2 separate regions of the Mus musculus genome follow, and region 1 is linked to region 2. A link is a loop called in an ENCODE intact Hi-C map of the cell type or tissue named here. Cell type or tissue: gastrocnemius. All regions are shown on one strand. Links, peaks and the distances in the headings refer to the core of each region. The heading gives the core; the rest is flanking DNA.

The links. Hi-C counts contacts between places; a loop is a spot of excess contacts. Peaks named below come from ENCODE experiments on the same cell type or tissue, not always from the same donor. Only the 100,000 strongest peaks of a DNase experiment are listed, where the experiment ranks them.
Region 1: a loop joins it to region 2, with 2.2 times the contacts of the local background. A loop is called at or near these places in 1 of 42 quality-filtered maps.

Annotation. Positions count from the first base shown.
Region 1 is chr1:170,045,234-170,061,502 of GRCm38, forward strand. All of the region lies in intron 1 of Ddr2 (discoidin domain receptor family, member 2), which reads right to left. Among named protein-coding and RNA genes, the nearest start is that of Ddr2, 36 kb to the right of the region's middle. In gastrocnemius, for the core only: no CTCF peak of the experiment used is centred there; no DNase peak of the experiment used is centred there; H3K4me3 peaks cover 835 bases; H3K27ac peaks cover 5,368 bases.
Region 2 is chr1:169,960,944-169,977,212 of GRCm38, forward strand. It overlaps Hsd17b7 (hydroxysteroid (17-beta) dehydrogenase 7), which reads right to left and starts at 8,262. Exons shown (of 9, transcript NM_010476.3): 1 at 8,155-8,262; 2 at 6,287-6,490; 3 at 4,744-4,836; 4 at 3,448-3,562; 5 at 62-256. The coding sequence starts at 8,189. It overlaps Ddr2 (discoidin domain receptor family, member 2), which reads right to left. Exons shown (of 17, transcript NM_022563.2): 17 at 11,364-16,269. 3110045C21Rik (RIKEN cDNA 3110045C21 gene) reads left to right here and starts at 8,466. Exons shown (of 3, transcript NR_040438.1): 1 at 8,466-8,632; 2 at 9,507-9,859; 3 at 10,839-11,453. In gastrocnemius, for the core only: no CTCF peak of the experiment used is centred there; DNase peaks (open chromatin) are centred at 6,398, 7,289 and 8,373; H3K4me3 peaks cover 1,794 bases; H3K27ac peaks cover 2,241 bases.

The DNA.
Region 1 (16,269 bases), core at 3,929-11,928, 83 kb after region 2:
GAGGCCTCAGAAGTGGCATCTGATCCAGGTCTCATTACTTTTTTTGACCTCTGGGTGGCACACTTGACGCCCCCTCTACCCCTCAGGCTGTTCTTCCTTCCTTTCTTTCTTCCTTTCTTTCCTCCTTTCTTTCTTTCTTTCTTTCTTTCTTTCTTTCTTTCTTTCTTTCTTTCTTTCTTTCTTCCTTTCTCTCTCTCTTTCTCTCTCTCTCTCTCTCTCTCTCTCTCTCTCTCTCTTTCTTTTTAAAATTAGATATTTTCTTATTTATATTGCAAATGTTATCCCTTTTCCTAGTTTCCTCTCTGAAAATTCCCTATCCCCTTCCCCCTCCCCCTGCTCCCCAACCCACCCTCTTCTGCTTCCTGGCCCAGGTATTCCCCTATACTGGGAAGTAGAACCTTCAGAGGACCAAGCACCTCTCCTCCCATTGATGACCGCCGACTAGGCCATCCTCTGCTACATATGCAGTTAGAGACACAAGTCCCACCATGTGTTTTCTTTGGTTTTTGGTTTAGTCCCAGGGAGCTCTGGGGGTACTGGTTAGTTCATATTGTTGTTCCTCCTAGGGGACTGCAAACCCCTTCAGCTCCTTGGGTACTTTCTCTATCTTCTTCATTAGGGACCCTGTGCTCCATCCAATGGATGACTGTGAGCATCCACTTCTGTATTTGCCAGGCACTGGAAGAGCCTCTCAGGAAACAGCTATATCAGGCTCCTGTCAGCAAAATCTTGTTGGCATCTTCAATAGTGTCTGGGTTTGGTGGTTGTTTATGGGATGGATCCCCAGGTGGGACAGTCTCTGGATGGTCATTCGTTCAGTCTCTGCTCTGAACTTTGTCTCTGTAACTCCATCCATGAGTATATTGTTCCCCCTTGTAAGAAGGATCAAAGTATCCACACTTTGGTCTTCCTTCTTCTTGAGTTTCATGTGTTTTGCAAATTGTATCTTGGGTATTCTAAGTTTCTGGGCTAATATCCACATATCAGTGAGTGCATATCAAGTGACTTCTTTTGTGATTGGGTTACCTCACTTAGGATATCCTTCAGATACATCCATTTGCCTAAGAACTTCATAAATTCATTGTTTTTAATAGCTGAGTAGTACTCCATTTTCTGTATCCATTCCTCTGTTGAGGGACATCTGGGCATTTAGGTGGGGGCTTGCTTACAGTTTCAAAGGTTTGATCCATGATCATCATGGCAGGGAGTATGGTGGCAAGCTTAGCACTGGAGCAGTAGCTGAGAGCTGCATCCAAATCTGCAGGCCAAGAGAGCAAGACTGGGTTGGGTATGGGTTTTTGAAACCCATCTTTCTTCTAACAAGGCCATGCCTCTTAATCCTTCTAATCCTTCCAAACAGTTCCACTCCCTGATGACTAAACACTCAAACACTCAAATATATGAGCCTATGGGACATTCCTATTTAAAACACTACAAGCCACATTCATGTATATATATATATATATACATATATATATATATGTGTGTGTGTGTGTGTGTGTGTGTGTGTGTGTGTGTGTGTGTGTGTGTGTGTATGTGTGTGTATATATATATGTGTGTGTGTGTGTGTGTGTGTGTGTGTGTGTGTGTGTGTGTGTGTATACTGGGGGTCAAGGTACAACATTATCATCTTTAGTTTCCCAGTGCAGAACACCAAGTACAATGATAATCAGTGAATGTGTTGGGCAGATGACAAGATGGTATGGGGTTCTTTAACAATCTGAAATATCTGCTGGCCTGTTAATCTTGCCACCAAGAAAGAGAAGACAGAGAACACATGCTTCTTCCATGAGGTTCTTTCCTCCTTATAGGCAGTCATAACATATCTCTTCCATTGCTGAACCCATTGACTCAGCAGATAACCCTACCTACGGTAACCTGTACCTTACAAATTCCCAGTTGTGTGCATGTATGACCACGAGTCTTGTGAGTCCTCAACAAAACTTCAGTGGTCTCAAAGGCATGGATATCTTGTTCCTCTAAGTTTTTCTTCGAGTAATGATAAACACTAATTGAGCACTTGCTAAATACCAGGCAGTGTGTTAGGCTTGGTATACATCTTTCTCATTTTGTTCACAGCCTCTAAAGGATCCTGAACCAGCGAGGACAGAAAGAGAAACTACCAGCAAACCCACCCATGGGCCTGAGCGCTAGCTTGGGCTCTACCATAATCACCACCCCCCACCCAGACTGGGCAGTGGTGCAGTTCCCATAAAGGGCCCAGCTTCCTCTTCACTAAAGGAATTGGGCTAAACGAGAATAGATGGATTCCAAGCTGTCTCTCAGCTCCAATGCTCTAAAATTTTAAAGTAATATTTTCATTTATTTTTAACATTCTTAAAAATGTATACAATGTGACATTATTGCACCCAAACCCCACCATCCCATTTCTCCAGTTCCCCCTTGTCCCACCCCACCCTCCTCAATGCCCTCTTCTTTCTTTATAGCCATTGAGACAAATTAGTGCTCCTACATGCATGTGGTTTGGGGTGGGTGCATCTATTGGAGTGTATGTAACCTATCATTGTCTAAACCCTTCCAAAACAGACAGCCCTCTACAGCCATCAACTACAACCAGGGGTGGGTTTCACAAGTCCCTCCCCCATTCCTTTGAAATGCTGACAGGCTTGATCTAATGCAGGTTTTTATTCAGGGGACCCCAGCTGTTGTAAGTTCATAAGTGTGACAGCCATGTCCTATCAAGAGCATACTTCATAGCACTCCCTCCATCCTCTACCGCTTAGATGCTTTTGGTCCCTTCTGTGGTGTTCCCTGGGCCTAGGGTGAGGAGCATCTTGATAGAGATATCTCATTTAGAGATGGACACTCAACTGTCACTTATCCTTATCACTTTGACCAGTTATGAGTATCTGCATTATCAACTATCCATTGGGGCTGGGGACTGAGCTTCTCAAACCAAGGTTGCTGATATTCCCCATGCTGTCATGGTTCCAAACACGTATAGGACCCACCACAGCTTAGCAGAGCCGTCCCCAACTCAGGAGGAATATGGTTCCTATGTAGCCCAGGTGCATGCCATCTGACAGTAATAAGAACTTTGCCTGCTCGACACACTACAAAGCACTGGGACAGCCTGGTTTCATCAGTTATTCCTTGCCCAGGCCACAGAGGAAATCTCTGCCAGACCCAGGCCAGAGTGGAGATGGTGAGAGGCACCCACTCATTCCGTTTCTAAAACCCATTGGCTCCTGTCTGGAATGAAAACCACCAATGGTAAAGGCTAAGAGTCTGTCTGCTTGGTGGCTTGTAAGGTCACTCTAGGTCAGAGAGGAGGCCGTGGCCAGAGTAAGATTTGAAATCTGAACTTACCAGGGAGGAGCTGGTGCCAAACCCGAGGCTTTGGGAACCACGGCCTCTCACCTCTGGGAGAGACAGCAAAAGTCCAGCCAAAGATCTCCACAGAAACAAAGCTATCTAAGGGCTTCCTCTGGGTCTTGGAGACATCTTCAAAGTAGAGCAAGCCTTAATGAGGGTGGGTGTGGGGGGAACAAGCGCCAAAAGGCTTGGAATTGGAGACTTGCTCTCTCTGAGCTGTGCCTCAGGGCCTGTCTTCAAGAAGCTGTGGTAGACCTAGAAGCAGAAGCTAGGACAAAGCCTTTTGGTTCACAATAGAGAGCACGCTGTTCAGAGGTCTCATAGACGGTGCTGAATGCTGATATATGACTCTGAAATTCATGGTGAAATACTGGCCCCACTATGCAATGGTATTGGAGCCTGTTACCCCATTTGTGACAGAGATCTTTTGGCATCTTTATAAAAGATAATAAGGACTCTTTCAATCCTCTCTTAAGAGACACCAAAACTAGGGGTGGTGATACACAGCTAGAATCCCAGCACTTGGGAGGCTAAGACAGGATGGTTGCTGGGAGATGGGGACCAGCCTGGGCTATACTGTAAGACCTCCATTTGAAAACCTTAATAGAGAAGATCATAAGGAGACCCCATAGAGCTCCTCTCACTATGCTGTACCATGTGGGGACAGTGAAAAGGAGCCATGTGTAATGACGCCATTTAATGTTCCCAAGCTAACCCTTTCTGTTGTGCTGCGTCCCCTCTGTGTTCTTCTGCAAGCACATTGGTAAACTGCCGCTATCTTTCCACTTCCTTTTCTGTGCCTCAACTCAGTGAGTCCTAAATGATTCATCGGGGTGTTGAATGCTATTGAAACACAAATCCACGCTGCTCAGGGCTTCTCTAGTTTCTTCTCACCACCCCACACTGAGTGATCAGCTACAGAGGAGAAAACGTTGGTCTAGCTGCAAGGCATAAAGTTTCCTTCTCTGCCCTTAACACTAGCTATAAACAATTTAATGGCATGAGCTGGGCATGCTTATTCTCCACTGTGCCCTAGAAGTGCTTCCTACGGTCAGTTAACACAACATCATGTCTTCTCAGTACTATTTCCTCTTATGCCTTGCCATGACCCCAAGTCTCAACAGTACACGTCTCAATTCCCACTTCTTCTAGAATTTTGGTTAGAGTGTGCATTTTGGTATGTTTGGCAAGAGAACTGTCACAACTCCCACGCTTTTAGACAAGCACACCCTCTTGTGTAGAAGTTCACCTGTACATGATGGGTGCTTAGTTGAATCGTGTGACCCTACGTCCTGAAAGGGGATGTAGCATAAGAAATAGGGCCTAGACTAGAGTCTACAGTAGCCTGGTAGGCATGGTGCTTATAATGACCTGAGCCAAGGGATAAGATTCAGCAATGAGGAGAATGGCAAACTCAACATGGCAAATGATTCTGTTATACAGAATGATATGTAAAATGTCAAGTGAGAGGTGGGTTGGGCCTTAAAACAGGACTGAAGATCACATGGTTAGAACCTCATGACACTGGAAATGTGGTAAGGGATGTGCTCTAGGCAAATGTCATGGTCACTGCCCCTACAATGGCTAACACCTCTGCATGGCCTATGGCTGTGGAGTGAAGCTCTCGCCTGAGTAGCTATGATTGTTTGCAAAGAGCGCATAGAGGCTTCTGCTCAGGTTAAGGCTTAGATGGGATGTCACTCTTCCAACAGCTTCAAACAAACTGACAGGACATGTTAACCTTACCATGAGAGCACCTTACCTAAGCTAATTGGAGTGAAGGGTTCTCTCTGAGGCTTGCTTAAATGAAATGTGTGCAAACTGCATGCTCTCGGCATTTAGGTTTAAGAATTTTAAAGAGAAGTTTGACTTTCATGTTTTTATGTGTGGATTATGGAGCTAAGCCTAGGTCTGTCTGTCTGTCTGTCTGTCTGTCTGTCTCTCTCTCTCTCTCTCTCATCCTCAGCATTAGTCTGAGTAATCTCAGGGCTTTGTTATAGGTAAGCATACCACCCTTGAACACTCACAATAGTTTTTCATGATGCTTCATTTTTAGATGGTGTCACATGAAGTGGCCCAGGCTGACCCTGAGCTCGCCCTTCTGCCTTTGAACTTTTGGTCCATCAGCCTCTGCCTCTTACGTGGATAAGAAAACAGACCTGTGCCACCGGCCTGACTCAAACAGGCTTTCACTTTCACACAACTGATGGTGTTTATAGGAATAATTAGTGAGTTTTTTTTTTTCAGGAAGGAAGTTGAAATGAACTTACAAGCAATTGAAAATACATTTTAACAAAATACAGAGAACAGCTTGATGGTATACATCATCCAGATGGATAGTTTGCAGAGGCCAGATCACAGAACCACAGACACCCTTACAACACTCACCAACAGCAAAACCTCTACAGTCTTCAAAACCATCAATTAAGACAACTGCTGGAGCCAGGCCTTTGGGACAGAGTAAACTGTGTTTCTTACTTGAGTGACATGGGGAAGTAGGAGCAGTATTTATCCAGGAGTAAGACAGAATCAAGTGAGCATGAGCACCGCCATCTTTGATGCCTGGCCAGCCTCAAGGGTGCACATAGCAGCAGCAGAGGACTAACAACCCTCAGGACTAGCAGAGCATCCACTTGGACAGCTTCTGTTCTTCTTGAACGCTTTATCCCACCAACCTCTGCCATTTGATCACTCTGCCTTCCTACTCTTCTCCCTTCTCATTTTCCTCCTTCGTTGATGCCAGCATCCTGTTTCATTAGCAGTGTTTTAAGAAGGACCAGTCTCAGGCAGATAAACAAGTGGACAAATTACAAACATCAGTGACTAACAAACCATCGAGTTCTCTTTTCGGTCTCAAAGAGGATGTCCTTCATTGGTAGTTGTTGTCACTCTTATCAATAAAGGTAGGTTCTCGGGGTTAGAATGTACAAGTCCAGTACCATCTGAACCTACAACAACACGTCACAGGTTTTAAGTTAGCAGTTGACATGCAGGCTTTAGAACATGATAGCTCATCTTCAATGTCACCTCTAGCCTTGCCTGCCTGTATTATTGTAAGCAAACCTAAGTTTTATTATCTAAAAGTGGAATGCCAATGGCAGTCCTGCCTGAAAGGACCAGCCTCAGGACTAAATGAGTTAATCCTTAAAGCAGTTCTTGGCATCAATTCTTGTCGACTCTTATTACACCTGGAGCTGTTTAAATGACTGGAACCAATCTCATTTCACAGCAAATGCACTCTGATTCTCGCTCATACATGGTGGAGGCTCATACATATTAAACAACCTTGACATTACAACACACCTTGGCAGCAGAAACAAACACACCAAAAACAAACAGAAAGCCCATCCCCCTCTGCTCTAATAAGAAGCAGTCCACGTTAGCATGCAGAGCTGTCAGAGTAATCTCTTACCGGGACTTATTTTCCCAAGTATGTTTAAGCCTACACTCATTAGAAACGTGGAATACTTCCACTGTCAGCAGATGCTGTTGGGAGACTCTATAGAGTTTCACTTTTGCCTGCCAAGGGGTTCTTAGGACCTGGATCTTATGACTTCTCTAGCAGACCAGTTAAACCCAATATTTGGGTTGTTCTCTAAACTGCTGGGGGCAGGTCTTGGCTCTCTTTCAAATAGTCTGGAATTCCACCCTTTCCAAGACATGCATCTTCTAGCTGGTTAACCCCAACCCATGAAATCTCTGAAATTCGAAAACAGAGAAAGAGTTGTCACAAATGTGCTCTGAAGCTCCCCTAATAAGACCTTAATTCAAGATCTAGCTAAAATGCTCCATGAGAATGGAAGATCCACGGAAAAGGCGGGAAGGCACAAGAAGAGGGGTCCGACATAGCAAGGCAATGGAGATACTAGGTCCCCAGCACAAAGCCAAGGCATGTGTTCAGTAATGGGATGGGAAGAGACTCTGCAGCCCCAAATAGAAGACTAACACAGGCGGGGTTTTTCAGCACCAAGGAGACAGAGGTGGCTGAGTGAGGACCAGGGGCAGGGAAAGGCCCATAGCTCCCTTGGGTCTCTGCAGAAAGAGCTAGGCAAACAGTAGGGGTGTGGGTGGAGAGGAGTGGGAGGGGGCCTCTCTTAAGAAGTCTGGGTCTTGGCTCCCATCAGGAGGGTACACCTGTCAATTATATCTGGGTCTAGGGACTCAGAGTTGCCTGACCATCCATCACCTTCATCAAATGTGCATCCAATCAGTGTCATTTTTCAAACCCTTTCCCAGATCTGGCTAGAAGGGCAGCAATGAAAGCCAGAGGCTCAGACTAAAGCCAGCAGAATCCCAGAGCTCTGTGGCAGGCTCAGCTTATGAAATAAGATACCCAGAAAGAGAAACTGAGGGGATAGTCACAGCCAAGCAAACACACCCTCAGCCTGTGAACTCTGAGCCCAGAGGCCTGAGAGGGTAAAGGGACTTCAGGGAAGGGTGGCCAGATATTCCTGCTCAGTCCATCTACAGGGTCATCATTTGCCCAGTGTAGTACTGCCATGCCCACATTTCCGAGTGCTTCAGTTGTGAACTTCTGCTAAGTGAAGCCTATGTTAGTGTTGCCTGCTGTAAACGATGCAATTTCCGTGTCCCCTGTGGGTCAGATGCTCTGCTGGATCCATGGAATTCACCATCCCCTTCTCCCCTGCCCTTTAAACAGCACAGGAGGACAATGGATGCACGAGGTATCCATAATCTACAGCAATAAGCAGAAGGAAGATGTGCATAATTCCAGAATGAGTTAGCTCATATGCTTTCAATATGAGAGATGTAGAACCTAAAGACATGTGCTCTGGTACATTTCAAGCCAGAAGCACTGGGTTCATTAGCTCAGTGCTACCACTGACCTGCTGTGTGACCCAGGAGAAATTACTTGAGCTCTCTCAGCCTTAATTAACCTGCAAGATAGGATGACGATGTGGACCCCTCATGATGATCATTAGACTTAAACAATACAGTCAGCTTCCAGCAGTTTGAGATCTGGCATGTAGCAGTTGCTCAGTGAGTGGTGGCTATGAGCAGAGTATCTGATGCTTACGTCTTTACAACTCAGTTAAACTTGTTGAAGTGAACTTCCAAAGACACCTCAGACAAGTGACAAGCCCCTACCTAACTTTCTCCCACTCTCGTACCTCACCGTGATTGAAAGCTTCATCTCTCACACAATACAGAGACCTCCCTCTGCAATTATTTAATAGTGATCAATCCCTCAGGGCCAGGAACTGTGCTAAATACCCAGAATACAAATTGATGCAGTCACTGCCCGTTCAGCCCTTTAGAGTAGAGTGGAAGGTTCAGAAAAGTAATTACAGAATGATATAAGGAGGTAACTCTGGGGAAATGCTGCCAGCCCATGAGTATCTGATCAACCTCAGAAGTGTTTGTTAGAGTAGCTTCCTAGATGAAAACAGCACCCAAGGTGAGCCCTGGGGTAAAACTAATGTCACAGTGAGCAGGCAGGCAAACAGTATGTATATATGGGTATAGGTATATGTATGTGTGCATGTACATGTGGATAGATAGATAGACAGACAGGCAGACAATTTTGCATACAAAAATTTTCACTTGTATTCTTTTGAGTCTGGCCCCTCTGACTCACAATTACATCTGTGAGATACACTCATAATATCACATAGCATGACACTCAATGTTTCCTCAAAGCTGTATGGCATTCCACCTTGTGACTAGTCCACGACTTACTCTCTATTATAGATCAGCATATGGTTTTTCCCAATTTGGAATCCTTATAATGACAGCATATGAAGGAGCAGTCTAGAATAAACCTTTAGGTAACACACGTGCCATATTTTTACCTATATAAGGGAACAATTAGTGTGTACATGCATAATTTTAATAAATACTACCAAAAGGCTTATGGAAAGACTGTACCAATTTTCACTCTTATTGACAGCTGTTATTGTTACTCTATAGCTCCCTTACTCTTGTCTATATGTGGTTGGGAGAGTTCTTGGTCATCCTGAACCCAGGCCCGTATTGAATGGAGGACCATCCATACCTCCTGATTACGCCATCTTCCTTTCCCATTTTAACAGTAACGTGATGAACCCAAATGGTTCACTTCACTACAGTCCACTGTGTCACTTTTCCTTTCATGTCTGAGAGTGGGAATTGTGTGCACAGGAAGGCTGAACAAGGCAGGGAGATGGAGATGGAGGGAGAGCATCTTCTGAATGAGGAGCCTTCGGAAGCAAGAGAAGTTTATGTGCTCAGGACTGGACACAACATCCTGGGCTGGCCAGCGTAGAAGGTTTGTATCAGCCAGTGTGGGAACGAACCTAGGAGGGTGAGATGTAGCTGGTCTGCCAGGAACCTTGAAACCAGTCCAACGCCTTTTCTCTTGGCTTGAAGGCAGAGAGACTGTTTTGAAAGGTAACTGTCTCCCTCTCCCTAGAATTCTTCCTTACTATCCCAGCTGCGTTAGTCTGAACCACCTGGATGTGTTCACCACATAGGCGAGTCACTGTCCCTTGGAGAAACTTTCTATCTGTTCATCTGTCTCTGAAAGCAAACACTGGCTGAAGGTTCAGGACCAGCTTTTACAGGCTCCTAAGTAATGATTCTTATATATTCAGAGATTCTGGCAGACAGCAGACATCATGACAGTAGTTCAAATCACCATGATTAGAGTACGCACACAGGAGATTTGCCGAAAGCTACACACCAGGGCTGAGTACCTCTTCTGTAGGATCCATTCTTTAACCATTGCCAGCATAACCCCAGTTATGAGCATCACCCATCTCTTGATGCTTATCACAAAACATGTACCTATGTCAGTGTTTGTTGAGAAAATTCATAGAGAGACTCTCTTGTGTACTGTTTGGAAGCATCACCAATAAAAAGCTGATGGCCTCTTAGCAAAAGGCAGGAAATAGAGGATGGAACTCTTTTGGTATTCTGCACGCTAGAGAGAGGTGGGAGGATTCGCCCAGAACTCTGAGGAAGTCAGATGCATGAAACTGAGAAGAGGTAACGGGCAATGTGGCAGACATAGACTATAATAAATGAGTTACGTACGTTACATGCTAGTGGGGGCTGGGGGGGGGCAGAGCCTAAGCTTAAGGTCATAGCATTATAATTATTAATAAACCTCTGAGTCATTATTCAGGAAATGGAGCACAGGTGGAGAAGCTTGTGTTTATAAAAACTGTATTTTTTTTTTTAACAACTCATTGCACTGTTTTTAAAAGTCCAGGCATGGGCGAGAAGGATTGCTCAGCAGTTCTGCTTTTCCAGAGGACTCAAGTTTAGTTCCGAACACCCATCTCAGGCACTCATAAACAAACAACCTGTAACTTCAGCTCCAGGGGGATCCAATCAATCCCCTCTCTAGACGACACAAGCGCCTTCCCTCGTGCGCTAGCTCCTGTGTGTGTCCACACACCCCTCGACGCACACAACACACCACACACTTAAAAAAGTCTTTAAAGAAGCTAAAAAGCCAGGTTAAAAAATTCCTCTAGTGATAATCATGAGGCCCCTGCTCTCTCCTCTTGCAATACAATCAGTATACCCTGCTCATTACCGTCCATGGTGATTGGCTCCTCATACTTTACAAGTGAATCTACGAAGACTTTCAAGAACAGCATGGAGTTACACGTTACTAAGTGAGAAGCCCAGACCTCCGGAGATATTTATAAGCCATCTGCTGTCCCTAAGAGGTCCGTGAAGCAGCCTTTCCCATGAAAGTCTAGAGTAGAAACAGCCCAGGCATTTCCTAGCGCCAAAAGCACATCTAACTCATAAGGCCCTTGAGCAAAGAGCCTGTGGGCCTGCTGTGTCAGAGTCCTGGGCATGTCCCTCGCTGCACACTCCCCAAACAGGATGGGGAAATGTCAGATGGCTCCAAAGCACATGATTCCCATCACCAGTGTCCCATGGGGGGGATGAGGTTTTCAGTAAAAGAAATGAGCAATGCTTTATTTGCTGCACAGTCCCCAAAGCCAGGACTGGGTGAGAGAATGAATATAAATTAAACAGACGCAACCCCAGCGGCTCAGAGCAGTTAGAGCTATAACGGTAGATCCCTTTGTTTTAGCGTGAGAATAGCACCCAGGGCTTCTTAATGAAAAGAATGAAGGCTGTGATGGGGAACAGAGTGGGAGAGAGACGAGGGCCTGTGTGATTCAAACAAAAATTATTCAACATCAGAATTGTTCTCATTTTATTTTTAGTCACCATAAGCCACTTACTTGGAAATTGCAGAAAAACATTAAGGACGGCATAAGCTACGTTTATAGGTATCTTTATAAATAAGACAGGCACGGGCTTCCAAAAGGGTGAGAACTACTCATCTGTTTTTCATGCTTATCTGTTACAGAGGCAGAAACTGAAAATCCAACAATGAGATCTGGAAGAACCTAGGCGGAGCATACATGTATCACAGTAGTAAATAGCCAGAACTAACAAGCTCTAGCACACAGTAGGTCTGCTAGAAGTAGCTATTGGATAAATGGATGAAGAGGCATGAGTCAGCCTCAGGAAGAGTTGGCCTTCGTGTCCCAAACCCAAGCCCAGAAACCCTCCCACTGGAGAGAAGAATGGGCAATTAGAAAGATGGTGTCTGGAGCCAGACTGCCCCAAACAGCCCCCTGCTTGCCAGCTGGATGGCTCTAAGTGGCTTTTATAACATCCTTGAACTTCGATTTCTTCTTCCATAAGATGGTTGCCCCCTTGGAAGCAGTCAGAACATATGACAAGGTGGGACTACATCCTGTGTCCTGTGTCCTTGCTAAACCCCTTGAAAAATTAATCTAAAGACAAACCTTGGAGAATTGCTTATGCATGGCATTGCATTTTTTTTCTAGTAGCCTATCAACTTCAATAAAAACCAAAGTCTACTGAAAATGTAAATAACCTAAATGCAACAAGACACTCTTTAGGAAAGTGCTTTGTCTGCACTCTAAAGCCCCAACTGCCTACCAGGGTGAGCCAGCCTGGCAGTCAGGAGCGCAGAGTCTACACCTTAACTCCCTCAGCTTAAGCTCTGACTCATCTCTTTGTTTCTTATCAGACGAAATACACATATCTTTCACTCTTCACTTGTGCTGCTTTGACTGTAAATGAGACTTGGAACTTTCAGTAACCCCATAGGGTCATGGCAAGGAATAAACACTGGTGACTTGCTAGAAGTGCAAGCATTAGCCGTCGCCAGCATAATAAACAGCCTCGAGAGGTCGTGTGAGTTTCCGTAAATCCAGCTGCATGCTGGAGAGTGGAATTGTCTTGGGATTGACTGGTCACCCTAACAGACCACATCACAACTAGAGCCAGGGCCACCATCCGAATCCACATGCAGTCCTGACCCCGAGCTGAAGAGATGTACCAATAACTAACAAAGCCAACACTAGTTACTGGAATAAAGTCCTGTGACAAGAGGCTTGAATTATGGAACCTGGGCCACACATCAGAAGTAGAGGCTATTATTTGGAGAACATTTGAGGGTAATCTAGGGGACCAAGTCTTCGAAATCAGTGGAAATGACTTATTACAATCCATTGGCATAAGACGACATCATCCAGATCCAGCCAAACTAAGACGGGCAGGCAAGTGTGGAGGGATCACTCGCATGCTACCCCTGCACACTTGGTACTTCCCCGAAACTTCTCCAGCCAGAGCTCTGGCATAAGCAACAACCCAGTTCAGCCCAGGACAGCTATGGGACTCGTGTCTACTGACGCACCCTGGTGCCCCTCCTCGGTGAGTCATAGCAGTCTCCTTGCAGGCAGATTGAAAACCCACGCGGATTTTTTTTAATAGAGATAGTGTGTAAATGTTCCCCAGCTAACGGAGCCTAAAATCAATAAACTCAGAGAATTTATGGGGCCAGTGTTGTTTGTGGTTAAGAGCCTGGGGTTTGGAGCTGCCTTCCAATCTTGCCTGATCTTCTTGTTTATTTTGAGGCAGATCTTTAACCGAATCATATCTCCGGTTGCCATATCAATAAAATATAACAATTGTATTTTACCACACATGGTGTTTGCAGTATTGAGTGAATTAACATGGGCAAACACTTAGGCAGTACCCAGAAAACAGACAAGTTGGCTTGGCATACCACTTACACTGGTTGGGAAAGGTATCCACACAAATGGGGAAGGGGGAAAAAAGACAGAAAAGAAGTGTCACACTGGACAGAACAAATGGACAGCCATTTGTGTATGCTAATATTTCCACTGTGAAATATACTGTCTCATTTATTTCATTTTCATAGACTATTTTTATTATTTCAAAATTTCATACATTGTATTTTGATCATATTCCCTTGTTTTTCTACCCCTAATTCTCCCAAGACTTTTATATTCTCGCCCCTCCCAACTTCCTGCCCTCTTTGTGTTTTCTTTAATAACCTACCAAGTCCAATTTTATATGGCCCATAGACCTCTAGGTGTGCGGCCATTCCCCAGAGCATGGGCCAACCTAGCAGGGACCACACCCTTTAAAAAATCTAGTTCTCTCTCCCTCTGAAACCATCAACTGTAAATAGCTCCGCAGCTATCTCTGGGAGCGTGTGAGCATTCAGGCTAAAATGTTGAGTGGCTTGGTCTTGTGCGGGTCTTGTGCAAGCAACCAGAGCTACTGTGCATTCATGAATGCAGTGATCCTGTCATGTCTGGGATACAGTTTCCCTCCTGTCCTCCTTAACCTCTGGCTCTTACAATCTTTCCATCCCCTCTTCAGAGATGACCTCTGAGCCAGGGTGGACATGGAGGATACAGACACTCCCTATGAAGCTGAGCACTCTCTACACTCTAATCAGATACGGATGTCTGTTTTAACCACTGTCCACCGCGCACAGAACACCTCTGATAAGGTCTAGTTCAAGTGCTCCCTTTCCTAAAAGCCCCTGAGAACCAGTCCCAAGGCAAAGGCTTTGGAGACAGCCTCCCGGCCTTCATAGTCGTAATGCTGAACTCAGCCACTGAGTCAGTCTCAGTCTAGGTTTCCAAAACAAACCCCATTGAACTGAGTCGCCCTGGAAACACGCACACTGGGTTGCAGTTCCAAAAGACTGTGAATGAAAACACCAGATGGTTAGCTAAAGCTGATTACCCTAACCACAGGAAGGGCACCCACGAGAGTGTTACACAGTGCTGGCCCATTAATACTTACGGGGCTACTCTGACTCCTCCCTTTCCATCCTGAGATTCAGTTCTCAGGCCCTAAAACTGCTGAAGGAGGTCTCAAAATACAAAACCCACTCTCATCCCCCATGATGGGTTAGGCACACTCCACTGGTTCTGGTCTCCAGCCATCTGCCTCATCTCCACCAGAGATCTCAGTCATAACAGAGCACAGGTCTCAATGGTACCCATCTTTAAGGCCAGCCCTGGGAGAGAACACAGGAGGATGAGGGTGGAGGGCTCACTGGCCAGTCAGTCTAGCCCAAAGAGTAAACTGCAGGTTCAGTGAGATAATCTGTCTCAAGAAATAAAATAAGTTGGAGAACAACTGAGGAAAATATCGAACATCAACCTCTGGTATCCTTGGGTACATGTGTGGGCATGCGTACCTGCACAAACATACCTTCATATACATGCATTCGATACACACATACCAAAGTGGTGATGATGATGATGATGATGATGATATAGAACTAAAAATAAATAAATAAAGACTTGGGGTACCCTCCACACATTCCTAATCTGCCACAGTCACTTTGGTGACTAACAAGCAAGTTCTCAGCACCTTATGAGAATACATCTAAAAAGCAGCACAGGCCTTCCAGAAGCCAGGAGAGACAATGCAAAGCATTGGCTGCCATGGTGGCCCCAACTGTTGCTCAAGATAAGGCCACTGGGCACACTCGGGAGAGCAGAGTTTTGCCAGGGTTCCTGGTTCAGATAATACCTTGTCTCCATTTCCCCTGCCACACCCAGCATTAAAGGACATCAGAAAAGTGTACGTCTGTCCTCCTAGAGACGACACAAACCTCACATTTTACTAAACATAACAAGACAGTGGCAGCTGGAGAGCCAAAGAAACCCAAAGCCTGACAACCATGCTGTTTCCTTCTGGCTCTCATCTACCACTTCCTGTCCAGCCAAGGAGCTCTCTTCTGCCCCTAACTGAGACCCCTGCTTTGTGCGGAGGATATTAGCAAAACAAAATTAACCTTACTGAGGACATCTTGACTCTATACGCCTAGCAAGCCAGAAGGCTAAAATCAGTTTAGCTAAACACATGTCTATGATCATTGAGGATGCTAAGTGTCAGCTGAGTACCTAGCAGAGCTATGGATAGCACAGGACCATAGAGGAAACGCAGCAGTTAGGACCTGGCCCTTTGATTTGTTTACCCGTCACTTTGCTTACCCGTCTGTTCCAGAACAGGATTTCTGGTACACCGAATCCCAGTTCTGCCATTTAATATCAGGGAACCTTGGGCAACTCAGCTTCTGTCTGTCCCTTATTCCTAAGTGAGGATGGGGATGTGCCTTCATCACCATTTGCTCCAATGGTTCATTAATGGAAAGGGCTTAGAAAACTGCCCACTGCTGAAATGTTCTCAGAGGACACTTTGTTCCTAGGAGATCCCAACGGTGTCCCTGTCAGTAAAACTGCTTCTCCACCTCAGAAGTATGCTGCCTTCTAGGAAACAAAGGACCTCAGCAGGCACCCGTTAACTTCCTCAATATGTAGATGGGAATGGAGTTCGGGGACACCAGTTCACGGATCTATAACTACACCTTGTTACTAGGAGCCCTGGGAGGAGACCCAAGGCCTGAAGTGCCCCGCGAATCTAATGGATTATAAATCATTCTGTTAATTGGCCCTGAGACATACTTACGTTTCAGTGACTAAAAGAAGGGGGATGGGCACCGTCACAGTAGCATCATGACATGATTTATGAAGACAGTACTTAAAGGCAAAAGCCGCCCACCCCCGCCATACATCATACAAATAGATTAGATTGCAT
Region 2 (16,269 bases), core at 5,301-13,300:
CTCTCCCCTAAGAAACAGCAACTCTGATGATTAACTTTGGCATCTCTGAGACAGGCCTTGCCTTCTGGTTGAAATTCCTGTTCAAAGCCACATTCAGGAGGTCGGTAGCATATTTGGAAGAGCTGTAGGGTTCCGGGCCTTTGGAGTGCTGGATGTCCTCCAGGCTGAAGTTAGCCTTCTTTGCATTGCGAGAGGACGTCCAGATGAGCTGAGAGGGGTTGTCCGCATGGCAGAGAAGTGGTTCCAGTTCCCGAATCTGAATGAAGAAGACGCAGAATAAAAGGTGTCATGATCTACCAGGGGCATGTGCTAACTTGTGTAAAACTTGTCTATGGACACCGGAATTCAACAAGTACACTCATGGGGATATGGTAGCAAGGAACGGGTTTACTATTGCAAGAGCAAGAAGCTAGAAGGGTTATAGGCAGCAAAGAGGAAGGGGTACAGACATTACGGTTTGTTCATGTTAGATCAACTACTTGTATGTATAAATATATATACACTCATGAGTTAGAATGCACACATTTATCTCCACGGTTTGCTGTCTGAAAGGGCCTAGAGCTATTAACGTCTAAGTAGAAACAAGAGCCCAGATCCTTATTTCTAATAACAGTTTATCTTGGTTCCCATCTTAAAATGAAATGAGAAAAGAAAGAAGAAATGGTATTATGGATAGTCATGTAAGCACATCTAATTACCATCCTATGTCGTATAGTGTATGTTACAGAGACTAGAGAGAGAAATGCCATTTTTAAATAAAACCCTTTGATGTATAAAGTATATAACCATGATTATGCATGAATATGGAATGAATTGAATTTTTAAAATGGACGAAAGAAGTTTTCCTGATGGAAAAATTCCAAAAAGTTTCTGTGGATAATCCACCCTTTAAAAAGGTGAAGCCCAACCCCCTCAGTGTGGCTCACACAGAGCAAAAGTCTTCTGAACACTACACTGTGGAGACCCAAGGACGACACCACAGTGGAGAAGCCTGACGAGTGACCTCAAGCCAGGTGATCAAGGTCACAGACTCTACAGTCGTCATCATCCAAGCCAGGATCTCGCTGTGCATCTCGGTGAGCTTGGAGCTCACTGTGTAGCACAGGCTAGCTCGGTGAGCTTGGAGCTCACTGTGTAGTAACAGGCTAGCTCAGTCTTCCTGCCTCCAACCCCAAGTGCTGGGATGATAAGCATAGCAATCTTGATGTGAGGTGATGAGACAGGCACTTTACCTCCACAGTCTTTCCAAAAACACTCTACAATCTCACTGTGAGACAAACATCAGAGAAATTAACCGAGAGCCAGTCTGGGAAATGCCAGGCTGAACTTTGATGCCCCGGAAATGAACTTTCAGGATCATCAAAACCACAACAAAGGGCCTAAGGAGCCTTGACTACTGAATGTAATGTGAGGCCCTGGATAGAATCCCAGAGCTAAGACTGAGACTTAATAAAACATGCAACTTTAGCACACACTATACTTAATAACTTATCAGTGCTGTATCGTTTATTTTTACAAGTGCACAGTACTGATAGAAAAATGCAGATAAGAGAAGACACTGCACACAGGATGGACAAGGACTCTCCGTGCCACCCTTGCACAAGTTTTATAAATATACAACTACCGAAAAACGTTAGTTCATTAGAGAAAACTCTACCACTAAAGCTTCCAGACATGGGCCACGCTGCAGTGGATAAATAAGACAACCCAAACAAGAAAACCCCACACACATGAGACTCAGTTACCCACTCCTAACCGGTACTACTTCAGGGATGTGCAACTCACATAAAGGATCCCCACTCTACAGTAACTCTTAGTGTCTGGTCATTGCTAGCCAGACTAGAAAGGGACCCATGTCTTCAGTCTGTGTTTTATGAAATTTGGTCAGATTCCTAAATGTAACTGAAGAAGGCGGCATTGCAATCATAGCTTTGGCATCCGTTTCTCTGCTACGTGGATTCTGAACCCCACGATGACGCTGTCTGCCTAGACAAAGTCACGCCAGGACACCTGTGACATCTGCCCCATGATCACAGCTCTATTTGCTTTCCTAACAACTTAACTTTGTAAACAGCAGATTCATCAAAACATAAGACAATTAATATTATTAATGAGTTAACTCATTACCACTTTGTTTTATTTTAGTCTTGTTTGCTTGTTCATTTGTTTGTTCGTTTGTTTGTTTGAGTTGAGAAAAGAGCTCCTCACACTGTAGCCCTGGATAGACCTAAGCTTGCAGCAGTCCTCCTATCTCAGCCTAAGAGTTGGGAGACAGGTGTGAGCCACCACACTTCTAAATAACTATCTTACTTAATACTTCAAAAAGGTAGCAAAGAAACGAGAGAAGATTCTAAGGAGATCAAGGACACATTAGATGATGGATTTCTCTATAAAGTTACTTAAGAAAAGATCAGATGAGAATCCTATTCTAACCTTGTATGTTAGTAGATCATTGTCAGTAAGAATGCGATACTACATGGCACAAAAACCGAATAGCATTAAAATTCAGACAATGAAATATGAATCTTCTACTCATTCCTAACATCCTGGTACCCAAGTTCATCAATGGCAACCAGTTCTCTGTTTCATTTTAATCCATGTAAAAACATATTACACACACACACACACACACACACACACATATATATATATATATATATCTTGTTTTTACCAATCAGAGTATACTATTCATATTATACTTCTCTATTTTTTCTTAAGAAGATACCTGAGGCCACCAGAAATAGTTATGTCACTCACTTCCTTTAATGATTGGTACATACTAGAGTTCCACATTCCGATTTTAATAAAGACACCCTAGGCCTCATTGGGGTCTAATTAAGAGACTTGGGATCAAAAATAAAAGAGATTAGAAATAACAAATACAGGTTCTACGCAAGCAAACAGCATCACATTTCTCCTAGCACCAGTAAACTATAATGCCATCATGGCTGGCCACTTACTTGCCATATTAAAGCCACCCCATGAGAGTGGGTCAGAAGCAACACCACAGAACACACTAGATAAGCCACACCATCTCATGATGACTCTTTTATATATTTCTAGAACTGTACATCCAAGTACGGAAGTACGGAGGCTTAAGAAGAAACCGTGATAACGAAAAGCCAACTAAGTATCAGTGTTTAATGACAGCACGCTTACTGTCCCAGGCTATGAGGTGCCAAGCCCTGTTTATAGAACTACTTAGAATAGAACTTGCTTTTTCTGCTGTTATTTTCTGTTGTTTTAAAGTGAGACTGTATGTCTGCCAATCTACCTCCTCCATGCTCTACGGAAGCAGCATTTTCAAAGGTCAGTGATCAGATGTAAAAACTTGATGATTTAATGCTAACCATAAACTAACGAGCCTCACAGCACAGTAAAATGTCTGTGCACACCTCAGGATCACAGCAATAAAGTATGGAATTAGTATGACCCCAGACTTTTTACCAGAATAAAGTGGCCAAAGAGATTGGTTTCAAACACCTCCTGCAACCCGTCGGCAGTGACCGAGTCATTCTGGGTCAAAATTCCTTCCGCTGTGGTGAACATATGAATCACATTTCTGAAACAACAGAAGACAGTAGTGTGACTTTTTAAAGCTCCTTGAATTGAAAATAACCAAAGATGTCACACACACTCTTTGATTCTATAATGAGAAAATACCAATTTCTTGGACATTTGTATTAAATGAGATATCAAATACTTCTTTCACCCAAATTCACAGGAATACTTCCCATGCTTGCCTGCCCTGACTACCCAGTCAGATTAGAGGCAAACTATTCTTAGGCAATCGTAGCTATGCTGATGAGAAAAAAGTCTTCACTCATACTGAGTGTGTTTAAGTACTGGAAAAGTCAACCAGGTTGTCTTTTTCACTAGGAATTCTAAGAGCATCAAACACATTAACAGACTGCCCTGCTGGGATGTCAGCCTAATAGTGGGATGCATGTGTGTTGTGTTTTGTTTTCATGGAGGAAAAGTAAAGAGAAAATGTGCAGGTCGCCTGCATCAAAAATCTCTATGAATTAATGCACTGGGTTGCAAACACACATATTTCTAAGTCTGGCTTGTGGTTAGATAGCTTTGAACGCCACTATACTCCGTGTATACTGGGACTCTCTCAGGCAGACATTAGTCCCCTGCATTCTCTCAACTCACTAGTCAGAGTTCCTGACACACAGCCGGGCATCTTGTAGTGCAGCCTCATCAGAGGCTGGTGGCTCTCTAAGCATGCCGCCTCATCTAGAAGGGTTCCGAGACCAGCACACTCAGCCATTTCAACACGAACCATCTGATGATATGGAATGTTCCAGAAGCTCGACCACCATGAAAACCATGGCCACGGGCAGTGCTCCCTACAAAACCAAGTACTTGACTTGCCTGCTGTGGTACCAACTCCTCCTTCCTGTTTATCTACATCCTTCCCAGCATCCCCCAGCTCAACATACACACCAAAAGCAAAGCCAGGGCAACAAAATGAACACCTCTCTTGCACTCAGCCTCACCTACAACAGTGGTTCTCATCCTTCCCAATGCTGTGACCCTCTAGTACAGTTCCTCAGGTTACTTCATTGCTACTTCCTCGCTGTAACTTTGCTACTGTTATGAATCATAATGTAAGTATCTGGTAGGCAGAATATCTGATACGTGACCCGCTTCTGAAAGGGTAACATGCCCCTCCCCACAAGGAGTCTCTACCCACAGGATTAGAACCACTGATCTGATCTAGACTGTGGAAATTACCTTGAAAAGATGCCGCAGAAAAATGCCTTGAGGTTGAATTGTGGATTAGGCAGGATTCCAGCATTCAGATATAAGTAGTCTAATCTTTGAAACCTGCGAGTAAAATACCAAAAATGGCACTGTTAGAAAAGATGAAACAAAACTGTACTCCACACTATAACACAGAAGGCCTGAGGACAGAAAAACCCTTTCCAAACCAATGAAGATGGCCACAATGTAAACCTGGCATTACAATGGCTCTTCCTCGGCAGTGTCTCGAGCCACAGCGGACACCTGAGTATCTTGGCTCAGGGTGGTTCCAAAGGGCTTTGAAGTTAAATCTCTAGACAGAAATCCAACTGCAGCCCCCCAACCAAGCACGGGAGACCCCTCAAGCAAACCCATCTTCCTCCTGATCTATTTTACCAGTTCATATCCTCCAAAGCTGGCAAGTTAAAGTCACATAATGCCCAGCAGGTCTGCCGTGACCTATCAGTGCTGAAATCTGGATGACCAGGAATCTACCAACACAGAAGACCCAAGTGGAAACCACGCAGCGGAGCTCATGGCTGGAGACTACGTATCATAAACTGATTAAAGGTTGCGCTCTCACATACCCTAAAACCGTAAATGCCCTGGGGGGATTAGGCTTGCTTCAGAATATGTGTCATGGAGGAGTTGAGAAATGCAACCGTGAGTGAGCTTTTTTTCAGTTTTAAAACTTCATAGGCCTTAATGTACGCACACCCCTTAGGAAGTGGGGTCCAGGCAGGCGGTACCTGCTCCCGTGACACTCAGGCAACACTCATGCTCAGAGTGTCGCCCAGAATCTCAGGCACCACATCCTGTCTGCTTTGTGACCCAGGACAGAGCCACAGCTGATAAAACCAGACCTTGAAATATATTTGGTTGCCAATATGGATAATGAATCAGTACTTCTTGGTCATACAACAACCATATGGTTGAAATTATTAAAATGGCTACTTTAAGTAGTGACATTGTTGCTGCTTTAGCTACTATGTGTCATGCAGGTAAAGCCAGATTAGTTATCGCATTATCTACTTTACAAACTTTAGTAATAACACGTTATTTTGCTAGGCATGAAGAAGCAATGCTTAGTAAAGTGTGGATATTAAGCTCTGGCTTCAATCAAGCAGCATAATTAATATATTCAAAATTGAAAGGATTGCCGTAGTATCTCTCTCTGGATAAAACAGCATCACCATTTTGAATGCGTTCTAACAGGACGGAGAATACAGCAGAATACAGATCTAGTGTCCGACACAACAGTTCTTTTGCCAACTGGAAAGGGTAAATCCAAGTTCTCAGGGCTCGAATGTCATCACTATGTCAGACTCCCTCAGCACAACTTGTTCTATATATACTATATCCATTACCTTCCCATGTTTCCCTGACCTGTCCAGTTTGATTAAATGCCATGCTATACTACCACACAGGAAAGAAGAGTCCTTTTAAGCTATGCCCATTACCTTTGAATGTTTTCCTGCCCTTTCTCATTTGATTAATTTTATGACAGACAGCAATCTATGACAAAGAGACATACTTTTGCTTGACTTCCTCTGCACCCCGGACCACCGACTGCAGGCTGCTGACATCCATCTGCACGATGCTGACTTCGGCGGAGGGGTGAGAGGCCAGCAGGGTATCTCGAACAGCTCTTGCTTTGCTCAGGTTCCTACACGCCAAACACAGGTGGAGGTCATCGTCTTCTGCCAGCAGTCGACCGCAAAGGGCTAGCCCAATGCCACTGAAGGGAGAATTCAGGCACAAGCATGAGCTCATTGAAATGGTGTTAAATGAAGGCAGTTCTCTCTGGTTCAGAAACTTGACAGTGTCAATATGAGCTCCAATGAGAAATCCAAGCAGATAGAAAATACCCAAACATTATGTGAAGAAGGAATCTCCCGATTAGCCATGTTGATAAGCAACATCCAGTTGTTCCCCTCTAATATGGTTCAATGACACAGTGAGTGAGGGTTGGAGCACCTGTTAGGGTGTGATTTAATATATCTCTAGCAAATACTTTAAGGGGGGCCGTATTAGTTGTTTACCGTGTCCCCATTTTCTTGTGGTGCCTTGGTCCCGCAAAGGCAAGGGTTCTCACCACTTCTTGGTACTGTTGCTATTAGGAAAACTGTAAATCGCAGTAAGTGAACCAACCGGTGAGGTTTTGGTTTGGGTTTTTGTTTTTTGGGGTTTTTTTTTTGCTTTGTTTTGTTTTGTTTTCAGGAGAATACACAGTAGCACAGCTTGAAGTTAAATCCCTGTCAACTACTAAGTCACAGCAGAATAGCCAAGAGTTTAAAAAAAAAAAAAGCCCTCAATACAAGTAGACAGAAAGCAGAATCAGCAAGCAGATAGAGCCGAAGACAAAGAAGCAGGAAAGAGCAGAGCTAGGAGGCTTCAGATGCACTGGGTCACAAAGAGTGATATGAAGGTCGCAGCAGATGGGGCCCACTGCTGGTAGCGAGGCCATTCTGGGTAACAGTAAGTTCTCATGCAGACTGCCAGCAAAGGGAGCTCCAAAGTGAGTCTGGAATCCACAGAATCTGGCGGCCCTGCCAGCAAAGTACCAAGCAGATACCGGCCTATTCATCCTTACTTTAAATACCAACTTTAGTATAAGTTGCACACACCACAGTATATCAAAATCACACCAATTCAGGTCTGACTTCTACAGGCACTTTCCACTCGAGAACGGCCAAAACCCAGCTGACCTAAAGGAGAGCGCACACTAACAAAAAGCCCAAGACAGACCCCTCCACTGGTTTAGTTAATATAGATGTGATTGGGTCACTGAAACAGGCTTAAGTGGCATTTAACAAATCCTGTATTAATTCCTCAAAAAATAGCAATGTAACCAATTGGGGGTAGGAGGGGAGTTGGTTGGGTCCATCCTCCACACATTCTTCATCAACAAATGATAAGTAGGTCAAGGGTCAAATGGGCAAGCCTGGAATAACTTTGCTGGCATCTGCATCAGGATAAGCCTTAGTTGCTAGACTGGTCGTTCTGTAGGTTCCTGGAAAGAGTATATGAAAACATGCTGCAGGAGTGAAATTTCCTCATTGTCCTAAAGTTCATGGATGCTGACATTTAAACACCCCGAGTGTTTAGGTTTAAAGTGAACTGTGGGCACCTACAATTAACTACTCTCGGAGACTGACGGTCCCTAGAGAACAACTGTCCAGCATCACTGCCAGGCTGACCAGTCACTGGCGGTTTAGCTTTCCTTTCCACTGTCATGTTTAATTCAAAGCGCCAGCCACCGAGCACCGAGCACCAAGCGAGGCAGGCATGACCACACCTCTTGGAAAGCCAGGGAACGGGGTCTCTGCGGACCCCATCGAAGTGAATCACCGACCTGCGCTTCCCCCCGCATAGACTCCGGGGTTCCATAGGAGGTCTCACCTGCTCGCCCCGGTGATCAAAACCACCTTCCGCATCTTCCACGCCCTGCACCGAAGTAGAACTGCACCGGGGTTCTCTTAGCCTGAACCTTGATCCGTGACCACGCGCACCTCGACCAATCAAGGCTCGGCCCGGCTCCACCTCTCCTGCGTCATCCGGTCCGCGCGTTAGGCCCGCCAATCGCGACTCGGCATCTTCTCTCCACGCCCAGACCGGGTGAGGTGAGATAGGCCGAGGGGCGGAGCCACGTGACACAAGGGTCCTATAGCCAATCCAGGCAGTCGCCGCCCCCAGTCTGCGGCGGGGGCTTTGTTCTGAGTGAAGCAAGCGGGCGGCAGAGCTGGAGGTTTCACAAGGCTGCTGGGAGAGGCTTCGGTGCAGGAACCCAAGTCCAAGTTTGCTTCTTAGGATGTGTAAAGCATGGTCTTTAAGAAAGAGAACCTGGATTTCATTGAATTGTATTTATGTCGAATCACGAGTAAGTTAGCAATTTCAAGCTCTGAATGTGGAATGAAACCAGAGAATCTCAGAACGCTAAAGGAATGCGTACTGTCATCTCCTTCAGACCTCTCAGGTCGCTGTAATGAGCTTTATTTTCTCACTCTCTCTGCCTCTCTCTCTCTCTCTCTCTCTCTCTCTCGCTCGCTCGCTCTTTTTTTTTTTTTTTTTTTGTCTCCAAGCCATCCCAGATGAGTACTTTGGAGGGAGCAGAACTAGGTAATCAGGGAGGGGCAAATGCATACATTAAAACTCCCTTTTTTTATTAAGTTCAATTCGCATAAAAATACCCTGCGCAGCTGTTATAATCGTTATCCCAGCTTTCGCTACTTACAGATGATTAATATTGAGTGAAAGGACTAATACTCATATGATTGAACAAACTATTCCTCTTTCAGAGCTGTAATTACTAGGGATAGCCGTGATCCTAAATGATAACGTCTTTTCTGGGCTTTAATCTATATGTTTTGATTAATGATACCAACAAACTGCTAAAACTTAAGAAAACTGGTTGATCATTTCAACTGTTCTTAAAAGACAGTAACTTAACAAATTTTCTAAAGCCTTGAAGTGGAAAAAAAAAAAAATCCCTGATCTTGAGATTCCATACCCAAATGATCCTTTTTAAACCCTGGAGTTCAGAAGTGGCAGCAAAAGAACAGAGAAAACTGTGTGGCTCTCCCAAAGAAAGCTCACTTTTTAAAAAGAAATTGGAGAGCCTGGTGGGTGGGTTGGGTGGCAGACAGGTGTGTCCACACTGCACCCTAGGGTAGCATGAAAATGGCCCACCAGAAAACTGTAAACTTAATTAACATATTATGACGTTTATTTTGAGTTGTTTTTTTTTTTTTAAGTTCTCTTGTGCAATTATTAGCATGAACTCTGTGCATGAAAGCAACATCAGGAGTCTGCCTGGGTCCGAGAGGAGTTCAGCCTTACTACAGCCTCAGATGAGAACAGGAGTGGGACCAGCTCTGAGTTAGATGAAACCCAGAAGACTTCAGAGAAAGTCCTCTATCACTTCCAGCCCAGCCCAGTAAGGGAAACTGGGACTCTTCCTCCTTTTGTTCTACTCAAGTTGCTGCTTCCAAGGCTCTGTGACCGACAAGGGATGGACTGGACTATTAATCTAAAATGTTTAATTTTTAAAGTCATTTGTCATAGAGAGTCACAACCCCGAGCAATGAAAATATTTTTTAATTCATAGGTGAGTGTTGGGTTTTGGTTTGGTTTTGTTTTGTTTTTACCTCACTCCAAACTACTCATCTTGGGTTTGTGTTGTCCTGGGGTTCTTCAGTTGGGTACCAGAACAGTCTGGTGCACAGTGAGTGAAGCTATCACTGGCAAGCCTTGGCATGAGTTGAGCAGGTGTAGTTAACTCAACATTAATTGTGCTCCTTGTAATAAATCCATCTCTACCCTAAAGTCAGACCGTGATCGCTTTTCCTTTTAGGGGACAGTAGGTAAGGATGAGAGACATATCTTTTGCTCTGAGTACAAAGTTCTATTCTTGGTTCTTAGAAACATTCACAGAATAGACGGCCTCTAATTTGCAAACGGGACTAATGAATAACTTCCAGTTGGGGCTGTGTAGTTTCTCATGTTCATATTTTTCAATGCTCTTCCCTTAAAAAAAAATGCATTCAGTCTGGCTCAAAACTAACTGAGAGTTTTACCCAGTTCATTGGTGGTAAATGGTCATGTGTTACCCTGTGTAGGATCCAAGGACTCTAGAAGAGAAGGACTTACAGATGTGTGGTCACTTCTTTTTCAAATAGGAAGTAAATATAAAACTCTGAACGGAAAATAGTTTTCTTGTTCTCTGCAACTTAACCAGACCCATGCAAGTTGCTAATGAAAAACTGAATAGACAAAATTTCCATCCTCAATAATGACCTACATAATGAAACATGTGGATAACTTGTCTGTGTTGTTTGTGTATGTGTGTGCATAGATGCAAGCCATCACTCATATCTGCCATTAAGCCTCGGCAGTATGTGTTGGCAGCAGAATTAGATCTCTGAACATCCCTAGTCCCCTTGTTTCTTTTTGTTCCATCCCAGTTCCACCGCTCAGGTATATTCCTGGTCTTCGGTCCTGAAAGCCTGGACATTGCAGAGATAGGAAGTGCACTCATGAATACTGTTTATTCTTTGAGAATTCATGCCCATTCTCTTTTCTACTAGGACACCTGCTGGGAGAAGTGTGCTCCTGTTACTCAGAATTCTGCAAGTGAAAGTAAAATGTGTTGGGGATAGTTCCTCCCTAATCTCCATTGGGAAGTTTGCATCTGGATCCCAGTTGTATACAGTTTTTGTTAATTTATGCTTGTGTGAACAGCTGCCTGAGACAGACCATATTTGGATTTAGCAAGTGTTTCTGTTCCTTCAAAAAAAAAATATATCAAAACAAAACAACTCCACAGTAATGACAATGAAGGCTTTCAAAAGAATTCTGGAAACTCAGGTTCCCAGAAGTGGCCCAATAACATGAAGATATGAAACAAGGTCTCTACTATGTCAGAGACATCGCCATGTTAGTTAGCTGTCAACTGACATCTAACAGAAGCCTTTTCACATGACTCTCTGTCAGACATCCCTGATAACCGTGTGCACACTTTCCCTGTGTCACATCACCACTCCACCAGTGGTGTCAGGAGGAAAGACAACAAAGGCCAGAACTGTTACTGCTGAGACAGAAAGAAGACTGTATCAGTAGCATGACTCTTTAATCACTGTTATGTACAATTTATCATCTGACAGACTTACAGGGAATAAATAAAGGAAAATAGACAATTGGCACCACGTTCCATTCCTTTTTCTAGTACAGAGAATATTTCTGTAGCCATTTCAGAATGACTATGACCATGTTAAGCAGAAATTAAATCCATTTGCTGTTTAGCTCTTGACAAAACACATTACCCACCACAGGCTATTGAATAAGGCCCAGATGTTGTCTCCTCATAGAAGAGTCCACCACAGTGCTGCAGGAAGTCGGTCCTTGGGAACAGGACATGGGGCAAGAAGAAGAGAATCCATCCATAGCAAAGAACCATTTTGTACTGAAAGTAACGACCTGTGCTTTCCCTTGACAAATGTTTGTGCTTGCAGATCAGCCTGGCAACTTGGATCTGCTCTCCTATAAGACCTGTAAGGTTACTGGCAAGGTGTCTGTAGGAGAAACTATATAGCTTTTTTCAGAGGTCAAAGGTATACACTGTCTGTAGAACACGTTTTCCTTTGTTCTCTTTGAGAGTAAGCCCTCTGTTATAAAGCGCTTCTCCCCAAATTAACACATGTGATACATAATTTTTCCACTCTTTATTCATTAAAAATATAACATACACAAACTACTCATTTGTGTGCTAGGAATCTCATAAGCCACAGACAGTTGTTATCCTGTAGCCCTTAAGCAAGGCAGCTTAAAAATGTCTAGCAGGAAACCCAAAGTAATGGTCCAAGAAACGAGAGTTTCAACTTTTCCCCAGGGAGCTGATGTGTTTGCATTTAGCTTAGCAGCTGATATTACAATTAAGGATGAACAGTTAGGCGAATGAAGCTCCTCTGGTCCTCCAAAGACAGTGTTTTAACCTCACATTAGGGGTTTATATTTGTGCCATAGTCTAGCCACAAACTATCCCTACCTCCATTCAGTACCACTTAATTCTTGACCAAAGTACCGCTTTATCATAGACCCCTCTGGTCACCAACAAAAGTCCCGTTCTTCTGTTTACAATTCCCTTCCACTTTGAAGCCTTTTATATTGTTACTTTTCTTAAGTTGTCCTTGGATTGTTTGGGTGGCCAAACAGCAGAGCTGATCATTACATATGACTCCCGTGTAACGCTGTGGCCGTTCTGGGTCCAGCAATGATGAGCTGTAATCGAAAGTGGGTTCAGCAAACAGCTGGAGTACTGGTCCCTGATAAAAGAGCTTGTCAGTTTGATGTTTTCTCTCATTTGTAGAGTAATATCTAGGTAGAATCCTTTATCCTGTATGCCACCAAAGCCAGATTACAAACCAACAAAGGCTAAAAGTATCCAGTGAGCAACTGAATACAATGTAGGAAAACTGGTGAAAGCCAAGCCGGGCCTAGGGTTTAGTTTTGAAAATGGTCCAAATAGATGAAAATAGACTGAAATATTTTCAGTGTGTGGAAAACAGAACCAAGGTAAGGTGCTGATTCTTTTGTAACTTCTTTCAAGTCTCAGATCATTGCAAAATGAGAAATTTCTGAAAAACACGGGACAACTAAATGGTCCCTCCCCAGTCCTTTCCTGCCAGCCTACTCAAGTCCTTCGTCACTACCCAGCTTCCTTCCCTCTTAGCTCAGGATTCTAATTAATTCACCAAGTGCCAATGACATTCATCTGTTTCTAGAATATGAAAGAATATGAAGGTTTCCAGGAGACCAGAATCTGCATGTTGCCAAAACATCAGGGCCTTGCCCCACACAGTGCCCAAGGACATAGGCTTCAAAACAAAACAAAAAAACTATGCTGCAAGCACCAGGCTCATGGATTCAACTTAGGATAAAAATTGCAATAAGCAATGTATTGCAATTCTTTTCATTTAGTACTGGACGAAAACAGACACCGTTCTGTTTTCTAGTGCATGTCTTCGGAACATCTTCCCACATTCCCTTCATCCTGACACGCCCCCTGATTTCCTCTTTACTTAAAACACATGGTCTACGCCCACATCACACTGTTCTTGTGGGGTGCCTGTGTGGAAAACATGTTTCCAATATGGCACACCCCTCTGTCAAAGATCAGATGAAACTTAGTATTGTCTAACTTACACCTATTGTTTCCATGTTTGCTGTGGCCATTTTAGACCATGGAAGGATGAGCATTATTGAAAGTGTATTTGGTAACTACCAAACGCTCATACACCTTCATGCCCCAACAGCACATGGAACACCAAAGGCCAGTGCGCAGACAGCATTGTCACCAACCCTACATGTGGTCTAGAACCCACAGGAGAGCGAAATGCCTTCTGTACCCACTTCCTGAGATGAATAGGTGACTCCCTAATGGTTCTGGTGGCCACATGTTTCTATATCCATGAAGACCATGTCCTTCTTCAACTCTACAAAAATCCCTTGCATTACCTACGGTGTACCTGACATCGATTTACTAAAGACAGGCTCCTTCACCCAGCATTTCTCCTTTACCTACCCTCCATTCTTCCCAAGTCACTTTTTCTAACCTCTCTCAGATCTCTTGGCATGCATCAGCGTTGACTTCATGGCCTCCAGCCAACCCTGTCTCTACCACGTTTGACTTGCCTCACCCCATATCTTCCCCAGAACCTCTCCTTGCCTCTTTTCACTGTGCCTTCTTTCTTATTTTCTACCCATCCTCTCCTTCCAGCCACACACACACATTCATGTAACAACTTAAAAAAAAAAAACACTACTCACATACTTGCATACAGCCCTCTTTTGTATTACAGTTTTGAGCGTTCACAGACAATCTTTCCACAGCTCCAACAATGCATGCTCTCCTCTGGGCACTCATTTCCACTCCAGGTCACATATGTGACATGGTTACACATTTATCTGGTCACCAGATCAAGATTTGAACATAGATCAATGACAGGACCCATGCCTAGCAAATGTGAGTTCTGGGTATGATCCCCAATAATAAAAACATAAATGGACCTGGTTAATGTATGCATTCATCAATAAAGGTATAAATTGAAATATGATAGTCTAAAGGACATCTTGACATAAATGGTTCACATATATCGTGATCACGAGTTACTTGGGGAAATAACAAGATCCCACAGTTTCTCATCTGTTTCTGCTTTCTTTTCCAAAACCTACCTTCATTTCCCTAGTTTAGATTTGAGCTACCTGTCTACAGAGTAAGTCTTTACCTTCTACCATGGTTGGCTACTCAGACCTGTACTGCTAAACTCTACTAGTGTAACTAGAAACTAAACCTGTGTCTGTAATACAAAGGTTTCAGTGCCAGAAGGTGGAACCTTCTTCATACCAAAAACAAAGTGCCTGTACATGAAGATACATATTTGATAGCCATCTGGGATAGATTAGTTCCATAAAGCAAAGTCCTGGAAATTTCATTTGTAAAGGAATACAGTGAACTGGGGGCAGAATCCTGAAGAGTATATAGTCAAGAGTTGTGAAAGAAACATGTCTGGCCCTAGAACTATCAAATGAGATAACGTGAAGCAGCACTGGTCACTCTAAAGCAGATATAATGCAGGTGTTGCTCTTACTTAAATGATGTCTCTCGGGATCACTATTACTGGCCACAATTGTCTGAGCAGTAACTGAACCTACATCAACCACAAATCTAGTTCTCCAGCAAGCACAAAACAAAGCAAAACTCCAAGAGATTCCTAAATCATAGATTCGGTTTTCCTTTGAGACAGATAAGAAAACAAATTCAGAGAGAAGCAAGACTTGGGAAAATGACATACTTGGCTTGAGGCAGCACAGGGCCAGAGTTCCCAATCCAATGTTCTCTCCTACCTCTGGGATCGAAGTTAGTCTTGCTGAGAATGGTAGAAAAGCCATGGGAGAGGAGGTAAATGTGCTGTGAGCGAATGGGATCTATGAAATTAATGTCAAGACTTAGAGTTATACATCTGCTGTGTCCTGTAGCCATGCTGAAGGCTGAACCAAGAAGCTCTCAGGTTTCTAAGAGACCATGGAGCAAGCTGACTGGATAGACAGAAGCAGATCACCACTATTTTACCTCAGCTTGGTTTCCTCTATAGGATTTAAGGGTTTTGTAGTGTAGATTGCTGCTGAATCTTAGAGTCTGTGAAGGATGAAAACTTAGGGTCACTAAGTTAGTCACTAAGGTGACTCCTGCTTGATCATGCATCAGTTCTCGTGAATCCCAAAGCCAGAAAAGAACTTCATGCTTTGCCGCTGGCCACCCTCTCTTTGGCAAAAGCACTTTCAGTAACACCAAATGGTCATCCTTTTATTATCCCATACATATATACCCAGTAGTCAACAACCTCTTCCCTGCAGAGTTCTTCAGCTAGTATCTGAAACTTTTCGGAGATGAGAGATTCCCCATCTCTGGGAAAACCCCCACCTGCATATGTTCTATTTCCATATTTTCCCAAAAGTGGAAATCAGTCTTCCTATAACTTTTTCCAGGGGTCTTGGCCAAACTTTTGGAAACACTCTAAACATATCTCTTGTATATTGGACATGACATTGGATACTTGTGCCTGAGAAGTTGAAGCCCTAGTCTATAAATCCCACAAAGGCATCACATAGTGAAAGATATAGAACTGGACAAGAGGAACTGATGGAGCAACCATTAAAATATCAAAACTTGAGGCTTTACAGAGTAAAGTCAAGTTGTCACTAGAACACACAGGTGAAGACCCTCACAGATGAACAACAAATAGTACACTTGCGAGTCATCCTCCGAGGACCTTCTTTCCTATGACCATGGTCTACCGGGAAGCTTGTGCAATCTTTCCCTTTCTGTGTCCTACTTCAAGCCTTACAACAGACATTTCTTTCTATCCATATGCCCTGTTTCATGGGTAGGCTCTGATCTCTGGCCATGATTGAAGAAAACATTCATTCCAAGACACAAGATAGAGGTTTTTAAGTACATGC